2 separate regions of the Homo sapiens genome follow, and region 2 is linked to region 1. A link is a contact called in ENCODE Hi-C or POLR2A ChIA-PET data. All regions are on one chromosome and are shown on one strand. Each heading gives the region's core, a stretch centred on a gene start or an enhancer-like site at or near the end of the contact. The rest is flanking DNA. Distances are from core to core; before and after follow the strand shown.

Region 1 (4,558 bases), core at 1-2,500:
AATCCCTGAAAGGAACCGCTAAAGTAAAACAAAACCCAGCAAGTTAATATCACATTTTTATCGCCAACCAAAAACAAACGATCAAACTTCCACCAGGAAAAGCATCTTTTTATATGGGATAATGCTTGCATAAATGTCACCAATATTAGTTTGCTTACAGTTAAAGCTCAGAGACAGGGTTTCATATGGCTTTTTTAGTCAAACTCATCCATTGAAACAAATTTTTTTAAAAAAATGCAAATGTCTGAATGTCAATATTCTTTCCTGTCTATCTTCCATGAAGCATTTTTCCATGCTAACACTAGAGCATCCTTCGGTGTAATTCCACAAGCAGATTCAAATTCCCTTCAATACCATAAATAAGCCCTATTAAAAAGCCTTTAAACCACAAAAAAAGTGCAACAGCGGTTTGCAACTGTGTGGTTAGTTCTGCCTGTTGGTAGCGATTAGAACAAGCCATGAGTCGAGGGTGCTCAGAACCGAGTAAAAGGGACCCCGGCCGCTTTCTCCCCAAGAGGCAACAATAAAAGCATCCTCCTCTCGCCCCAATACTTCGCAGGAAAGTGGCCCCATTCCCGGGACCCAGTCGACCGCAGGAAAAAAGCACGGCCAGCCTCACTTACCTTATAGACGTCCCCGTAGGTGCCGCTGCCGACCCTCTGGACGAGTTCGTAGTCCTGCTGCGGGTTCCGCCTCAGGATGTCCGCGGCAGGCCGCAGCGGGGCCTCCATCTTCACTTAGGGCCCGGCCCCCGCCAGCTCACCCCGCGGCTCCCGGATTCCCGCTAACAAGCACGAACGGCGCCGCTTCCCAACATGGAGCCTCCGCCCGCAGCTCCGTCTGCACGAGGGACGAGCAAAGGCTGGTTGGCGTCGCAGGCTACGACCCCCAGCGGCCCGCGCCCTCGCGGCCCGGCCCCTTCCCTTCCGTCCCGCCAGGGGCCGTGGAAGAGAAAGGGGCCTGGAAGGGCCCCCGGCGCCCCGTATCCCCGTTCGGTCTGCGGCCCTTCCCCCTCCCCGGCCGCCCGCGAACTGCCCGACGAGGCCTCCCCGCCAGCCGGGGCCCAGGGCCGGCTCCGTACCTAATGGGGGCGGCCCCGTCTTTGTTGAGCGCGGAGCCCGGGACCTACTTCCTAGACCGCACCCGCGTCCTCCTCCCGCGCGCCGGCCGGCAGCTCCGGGTTTGCCGTCGCCGCCGCCGCCACTCAGCCGCTGCACGGCGCGTCCTCTCGGGGGCGGCGGAGGCGCGTACAGTCGCCGCCGCCGCCGCCGCCGCACCACGTTCCCCACCCGGGGCTGCGTCACCGGGAGACACGTTCCCAGCCAGCATGGGTCGGCGCCCAGCGGCCCGCCCGAGCACTCCGGCCGCAGAACCAGAGTGCCGCCCTGAGGCCTGCTGAGAACACAACACCCTCCCGACCGCGCCACCGCGCCCCCCTAGCCGGGCGCGTCCTTGCAGGGCCTGGGCTGTCTCCCTCCCACTCTCAGAAATAAGGCACACGCCTGGGCATTCGTGGGCCAACGGGCCTTGGCTAAACCGTCCCCACATTTGTCAGGTAGGCCTGTAGGGTGACGGGTAGAGGAAGAAGGGCGATGGGAACGTAGCCCTCCAAGTTAAACACGGAAAAGGTACGTTAAGGGCACCGGGCCAGAAGTAACCTGGCAGCGGGGCGCCGGGGAAGGAGGTGGGGGAGTGCCAGGTTAACTAAGTCCCGGCACACCCTACTGCACCTTCCTGTTTTGCAAACCGATCCCGGTGGTACCAGTTTGAGGCTGCACTGCACACCTGCACAACCTGCCTTCTACTTAGTTCTTCTGAGACATTTCTGAAAGTCTGAATTCCTAGGACTGCTCAATGACCTTTGTCCCTGTTGGGCACACGCAGTGTCTCATCGCTGGTATTGCACCTTTAATGAGACCAGGAGTTCCGCAAAAGTAAAACAAAGGGGTCACAGACTGGTTCTGGTTCTACCACTTCCTCAGTATGTGCTCTGGGACAAAACAGCATATTTGGCAACATCTCGGTGTCCTTATCTGCAGCTTGAAGAGGGTAAGATTTTGCATCTGACACCCAGGAAAGTGTTTATAAAGCGTTTTACAGGATAGTAAGGGGGGTTATCGAATATAAGAGGTCTTAAAATACTTAACAATGCACAGCATATATGGAACAGGAGTTCGGGGAAGTAATTTGGCTGATATTTCACAAGCTGTTTTGCAGTTTCAGTTCCAGTCTTGCTCTGAAGGTAGAAATTAAGTTGCCAGTGTTACATTATACTGGCTAAGTTATTTCTAGAGCCTCATAGAGAATTTGAACAGAAAAGCCAGATAACACTCAGCCACTGCATTTAGTGACTGAAACATCATAAAAGAGCAAGTTGGAGATGTTGGCTTGTGGCTTTGAACATCCAATTTTTAATTCTGCTCTTGAGAATTAAAATACTCCTTATTGTTGATAATTGTATAATGTATAATAAGGAGTAATTGACAATACTCCTTATTGTTGATAATTGTATAATGTAGAAATTAAATTCGCACCTTAACAGGACAGGGCATATATGTATTTTCTTGTGCTCCACACACAAAGGGCACTTATTTGGGGAACATAAGTAAGCCCAGACTTACATGCTCCATGGACAAAGCCTATGTGTTTGCTGCATTGAAAAAATTGTTGAAGAACAGTTCCTTCTTTCAAAGATTCTTGGCACTTGTTTTGGTGGGCACATACTTTTGGCTTCGATGACTCAAAATCTCTTCAAATGTTCTATTGGTATCTTAGCACTTGTTTACTGTCATAGATTCATTTGAGATTTTTTTCCTCTGGCCATATAAGCACTGATCCTTTATCTAGTCTGAAATATATTTATTCTTACATGTTTACACTTGCGTTACTCCAGGGAATTTCAGGCAGCACACAGAAAACACTTACTATAAAACAAGATAAAAATAAGTGGGCAAACTAGTATGACGTTAAAGAGAAGGAAAATACGAAACCAGAACAGTGTGACAAATCGGCCAACCAGAGGATTTTATAGTGTTTTTGAGATCAAGAGTAACCAATTGATCAAGAAGAGGCATATATTTTCCTAATGCAAAGACTTCCAAAAATTTTATTTAATGAGCCTTCTTCATAAAGTAGAAACTGAATGCCCAGTTTGAGACGAGGACAAATATCCTGACAATCCTTTAAGCATGTTATTCTTGAAATACAGCATTTAAAATGAATTAGGCAGTGAAATGTTTGAGGTCATAGGCTTCAACAAGACCCTGGAGTGCGGATATTTTATGTTGCCAGTAATGGCAGATCCATATGCTTTGACCATCAACCTAGAGGCAGATAGCATGGAAAAAGTCAAGACTCTATGTGGTGGTTAAAAAGTCGAGACTCTATGTGTCTGCTATAATCATTATTTTACTTGTACTGCAATTCATGCAAAGAGGAAAACATTTGTTTTATACTAACTCCAAAAGAATCTTAAGGATTTTTAAAATACTGGTTGAGTTAATTTTAACAAGATCAGTGAAGTGGGTTGCTTTGTAAAGAAATGCAAATTCAATTTACTTAAATGTACACTGAGTAAATTTAATTTTACATCCTAGACAATTAAGCAAACAATTTCAAGGTTGAAGTTTATGTAATAATATGTTAGTTATGTCATGGTAACTGACCAGAGAGTTTCTTACAAACCACCCAGTTTCATATGACAAGGTATGGAATAAGAATAAATATGGCTTGATAGGTCCTTCATTCCAACCTAATTGTCATGCATTCTTAGTATCTTCATGCTGACACATAAATATTTTTCAGCTTTTACCCTTATCATTATAATATACGATAATGGTTTGCCACATGCTTTGTAATGTACTTCCCTTCTTTGAAAGTTCTTCAGTAAAATGCTGACTGTAATCTGTGGCCTCTAATTTCAGCTCTAACTTTAGCCAAGGCTGAATAAAAAAGAATTGGGAGACATAAAATGCTTTATCTTATATAAAGCTAAGGTTCACAATTTATTATCCAAGACAAAATGGCTAATTAAACCTTCAAGTGTGAAAGGACAGAGCATAAGGACAATAACTTTAGTCTATTGAACATACAGATTTAAGCAATCTGGTAATCTCCTGATTAATCTGCCAACATAAACTAATTTCAACATGTAACTCTATGATTCAGTTGACTGCTCTATAGATCTGTTAAACAGAAATCAATTAAATGTTGGAAGACATTGCCACAATTATGATTTGGATTTTTAAATAATTATTATTAAACTATTGTTTTACTAATTAGGGCCACTTGTCTTTTGAGGCATAAACCATGTTTTCCAAATATAGGGCAATTTTTATATAATTTGTTCTGGATGGCAATAGAACATGTATCTCATTCAGGATTAGTATCAGGTCATTAGGATGAGAGTTTTAAAAAGGAGAGGTGAGGAAGGCAGTCGATATCCCTTTCATCCAGTTTGAATTGATCATCAGATATGTTACTGATATGGTTTGTCTGTGTCCCCACCCAAATCTCATCTTGAATTCCCACGTGTTGTGGGAGGGACCAGGTAGGAGGT
Region 2 (4,558 bases), core at 592-3,091, 4.4 Mb after region 1:
AACTTTTGCAATTGAGGGGTAAAAAAAAGTGAATTTGGAAACAGAACTAGAAGTCACTGCCGGTTTTAGAGTGTAGCATCATTTCCTTTTGGGGCCCCGTCTCTTTCACATTCTGATTTCCCACCCTTCCTTTGGGGTGTGGAAGACTGGGCAAAAAATAACTTTCTTTTTCCCAGGGTCTATTTGGTGGAATCGCTCTACACTCCTTCAGAGAAATAACTGGGGCAGGGAGATTGCCTTTCCAGCGCACTGTTTTTCTTTCAAAAAACAGTGAACGGTAGAATGCTTCTTAGGGCAAATAAATAAATGTCACCAAGACACACGGAAGGTGTAGACTGGAAAATAATGTCTTTGGTCCCAGCTGTAGAAGCCAGAAGCTTTATTTTTTTAAACACAGACCAATACTGCTTCTCTGGCCAACAGGCAGCAAAGTCCCCATTTTCCACTCTCCATCACCCCATCTTGCATCCTACCCACACTGATTGCATCCCCACCCTCTGGGTGAAAAGCCGACACGCCTCAGACGCTAACAGCACCGGGTCAACCCGGCTTTATTTTAGGGTGGGAGGGTGCGGGGATGAGACTGAGTCCTGGAACCCACGGAGCCCTCCGAATCCCGGAGTAGCTTTACTGCTTTTTGCGGGGTTGGGGGTGGGGGGAGGAAACAGATTTCAGCAGCAAACTCACCCAATCAACCTCACACCTCAAACTCCGGGGAAGCCCGTGCCCAAAATTGTGCCGAATTTTGTAAATGTCCTGAACTGGAGTAAACTTGAGGTGGACAAAAAAAAAAGCACAACTCTAAGACTCCGATCCCCTGGCAAATCAGTGGGAATGCAGGTCCCCGAGGTTTCGGGGAAGGATCGCGCCGAGGCTTCAATCCAGATACACACCCTGACAATGGGATCTCAATAAGGAACTACCCAGGAAGCCGTCGCCGCAGCAAGTGCCCAGGTGATCCTTATCGTGGGCAAGTTTGGAACCGCAGGTACCCCGAGAATCCCGCGCTGGGCGCTCAGGCGAGAGGGCTCCGGGCTCCCGTCCACGCCCACCCGGGGCGTTCTAGGAGGGCTGCGCGCTGGGAGCGGGAAGGGCCCCTGGAAGGCGGCTGCAGCGAGTTCCGGGGCTGAGAGGTCGCTGCCACCCAGGAAGCCCCGACTGTGCCCCACGCAGGGCCTCGGCAGGGCGGCAGGCTAGGGCGGGTTCGGAGGTGACAGCGCCCGGCTTCCTGCGCCAAAAGTGAGGCAACTCCGGAAACTTCCTGGAGCCGGCGCGCGTTTCCTGCAAGCACCGCCCCCGCCGCCCGCACGCTCTAGCAGCCCGCGGGCGCACTGACCTGAGATGGTCTCCTGGTAGCCCTTGGTGAAGAACTGCATGGCCGAGGCCGCCCTCCAGGGCGTCTTGAGCAGCCCTTGCCGCTGGGGGTTCTCGCCCAGCGAGCTCAGGATGGACGAGTAGGCGGCTGCCAGGTTAGGGAGGTTCAGCTCGTTATCCTCCTCGCTGCGGGGCCGCTCGCCCTTCCAGCCGTCCGCGGGCTGCGCGCTCTTGGCCTCGGGCCGCGGGGGCTTCTCCGCCGGCCTGCTGGGCCCGGGCCGCGGCGGATCCCGCTCGGGGAACCCATTGCTGCACCTGGCGCCCCGCGGCTTCTCCGCCGGTGCCCGCACAGGGCCCTTCTCCATGGACCCGCCGCAGCCGCTGCCGTTCGGGAAGGACCCCGGGGCGCTTCGAGGTCTGCGGCTAAACTCCGCCGGTGGCCGCGGACAATGGGCTGTGGCCGGAGTCACCTGAGGAAGGTACGCAACCTGCTTAGATCACACTCCGAGCCGGGAGCGGCCACAGGCTGGAAAGCCCGGCCGCGCCTCCTTTTTATGGCCCGGCGGCTCAGCCTGCGCCGCGGAGCGCTCCCATTGGCCGGCCCCGCCTCGCGTCACGGCCCTCGCCGCGCCCCTCGGCCTCCCGCCCCCGGGGTCCCCAGCAGGGGTCGCGGCTCCGGAGACGCCCGGAGGGGTTCGCAAGCGCAGGGAGGGAAGGAAAAGGGCGCCGGCCCCTAGGATCAGGCGGGACCCCTCCACTTATTGCGGAATGAGCCGAACCCGAAAAGAGGCAGTCGTCCAGGAGCTGGGATCTCAGTGAGAAAGACGCGGTCTGGGCGCCCAGTCGCCCCCTCTTCAGGCCAAGAGGGCGCTGCATTGAAGGGCTCCGGTCCCCTCGCCCTGTGAAAGATCAGCAAACAGGTGGCCTTGCCTGGAGAGAGACCGAGTTAAGCCACCGATTAGGAACCAACTCTTAAGCTTTCAAGGCAAGAGAATAATGTGACTTCAGACTCTTGGGTTTAGTTAAAAACGCACCTGCCACCTAGGGGCCAGGTGGCACCGCTGTCGGGGCAAGTGTCACATCAAGTGGCCCTTATGTGGGTCCCTATGTCTAGAAGGATAGGATTTATGGTTGCTAGAACTTTGATCCTGGAAAAATTGATTTGCAAACGAAGATAGGACTTTCACTTAAAATCCATTTCCGTCGGTGGCTCACGCCTGTACTCCCGGCGCTTGGGGAGACCGAGGCGGGAGGATCGCTTGAGGCCAAGAGTTCGAGACCAGCCTGGAAAACATAGCAAGACCTCATCTCTATAAAACCCATCGCATTTTCTAGAAACGCAGTTGTGCAGATTTGGTGCTCAATTGTTTTACAGTTCCATGCAAAGCGTCTTTCCCCAGATGTTGGTACAAATTGTGAAATGCTATTCACCAACTGAACTCTTAACCAGTGACATCTGCTGTAACTGTTTTCTTTGAGATTAATAAATGGACCTTTTTCCTCACTTGAGGGATTATCTCATAATGCCGAAGGTGAGCTTTAAAACATGTATCAAAATAATATTTTTTTTCTTTTTTTTTTTTTGAGGCTCACTTCATCCTCCGCCTCCTGGGTTCAAACGATTCTCCTGCCTCAGCCTCCTGAGTAGCTGGGATTACAGGCACCTGCCACCATGCCCGGCTAAATTTTTGTATTTTTAGGAGAGGTGGGGTTTTGCCATGTTGGCCAGGCTGGTCTCGAACTCCTGACCTCAGGTGATCCACCTGCCTCGGCCTCCCAAAGTGCTGGGATTACAGGTGTGAGCCACCATGCCTGGCCTAATGTAGATTTTCTGACATAGAAGCAGGTATTAATAGGCTTAGGATCAAACAAACCAATAGGGAAGCCTGTGGAATTATTCTATGCTAACAATGTAGCTTGGTCATTATAATAAGTAATTAGTATTTATGATACATCTGCTCTAGGCGCAGCCCCGTTGGAAACATTCAGGAAAGAAATATGGACATTGCCTAGCCTTGTAGGCACCTTTACTCCAAAATGGAAGAAATGTTCATATCAGTGGGGTTATTTATTTATTTATTTATTTATTTATTTATTTATTTTTAAATTTTAATCTATTTATTTAAGAGCGGGTTATGAGACTGGCTAATTTTTGTATTTTTGGTAGAGATAAGGTTTCACCATGTTGCCAAAGCTGGTCTCGAACTCCAGGGCTCAGGATTATAGGCCTGAGCCACCGTACCCGGCCCAGTGGGGTTTTTAAATAGAGAATATGAACATCCTTTGGAAAACCTCTTTGTCATTTTCCTCTTTATTAAAATTTTTAAATTTTTTATTGTAGGTTTTTATTGGGAGTGGGGCCCTGCAACATTTTTTTCCTCTAACTGTGCTGCCCACTGTCTGCTGATACCTCCTGGTCAGAATTATCTGCTGGGTCTCAAGCTATTTCAAGCATAGTTGAAGACAACATTCAAAGGATGACCTTGCATTTAACAAATGAAAACAAAGATACTAAGTGAGGTACTTTAAAAATGGAGAGAGTAGATAGAGATGCTTTCAGTACGAATTTATTTTTAGTGGCAATCTTTCGTCTTCCTTTAAAAACATGTGTAAAGATTAACTAATATTGTATTCCACAAAGACAGTTTCTAATGAAATTTTTACCCTAAAAATTAACATTTTCTTACACGTATTGCCACTGAGGCACCTGCACCTTTGTTGCAGGACAGGGCCTCTGGATACATGCTAACTTGTAAAATGGAGGCAGTGCCTTTCGGCCAAATGCCCAAAAATAATACAAGAAAACTTTGAAATCACCAACATTATATGAATAATTTAATAGTAAAATGTAGATAGTTGACAAGGATGGTTATAAGTAGCAACAGGAGAAAAAAAGAGGAATAAACCAAAAGGGAAGTAGGTCCCAGATAATTTATTAGCATAAAATGGTTCAACAGTAATATTATGAGCATTTACAGCCAGGAATTGTTACCGCATCCATGTTTTTCACCCAGTAAGGGATTCATTTTCAGCTTGGACCCAGTCTGGGAGTTTCTTTCTACCAAAAAGCCAAGGAATTTTTTAAAGTCTCTAATTTCTAGGACAGCAGCAGAACAAAGAGGCAGATGAGAAAGACACACCAAGTCAGAGACTGAACACTGCAGTGCTACAGAAATGTACAAAGAGTTGTTTGCCAAGTGTGATATGATGATACATGTATATGTAGGTTTTCAGCCATAGTACC

The links. A loop is a pair of places that touch in the nucleus more often than their neighbours do. ChIA-PET counts read pairs that join two places held with the same protein, here RNA polymerase II (POLR2A). Pooled maps may share reads with other maps.
Region 2: a loop to region 1 is called in a pooled map, with 2.7 times the contacts of the local background. The contact joins the promoter of GCH1 here to the promoter of MAP4K5 in region 1. A Hi-C loop is called at or near these places in 2 of 50 pooled maps. POLR2A ChIA-PET finds 5 or more read pairs at or near these places in 2 of 52 experiments (BJ and CD4-positive, alpha-beta T cell).

The regions. Positions count from the first base shown.
Region 1 is chr14:50,531,319-50,535,876 of GRCh38, forward strand. It overlaps MAP4K5 (mitogen-activated protein kinase kinase kinase kinase 5), which reads right to left and starts at 1,251. Exons shown (of 33, transcript NM_006575.6): 1 at 1,130-1,251; 2 at 624-840. The coding sequence starts at 731. It also overlaps a transcript of ATL1 not described here. RefSeq lists a silencer at 945-1,574.
Region 2 is chr14:54,900,985-54,905,542 of GRCh38, forward strand. GCH1 (GTP cyclohydrolase 1) reads right to left here and starts at 1,842. Exons shown (of 6, transcript NM_000161.3): 1 at 1,337-1,842. The coding sequence starts at 1,679. RefSeq lists silencers at 1,027-1,086, 1,097-1,146, 1,557-2,196.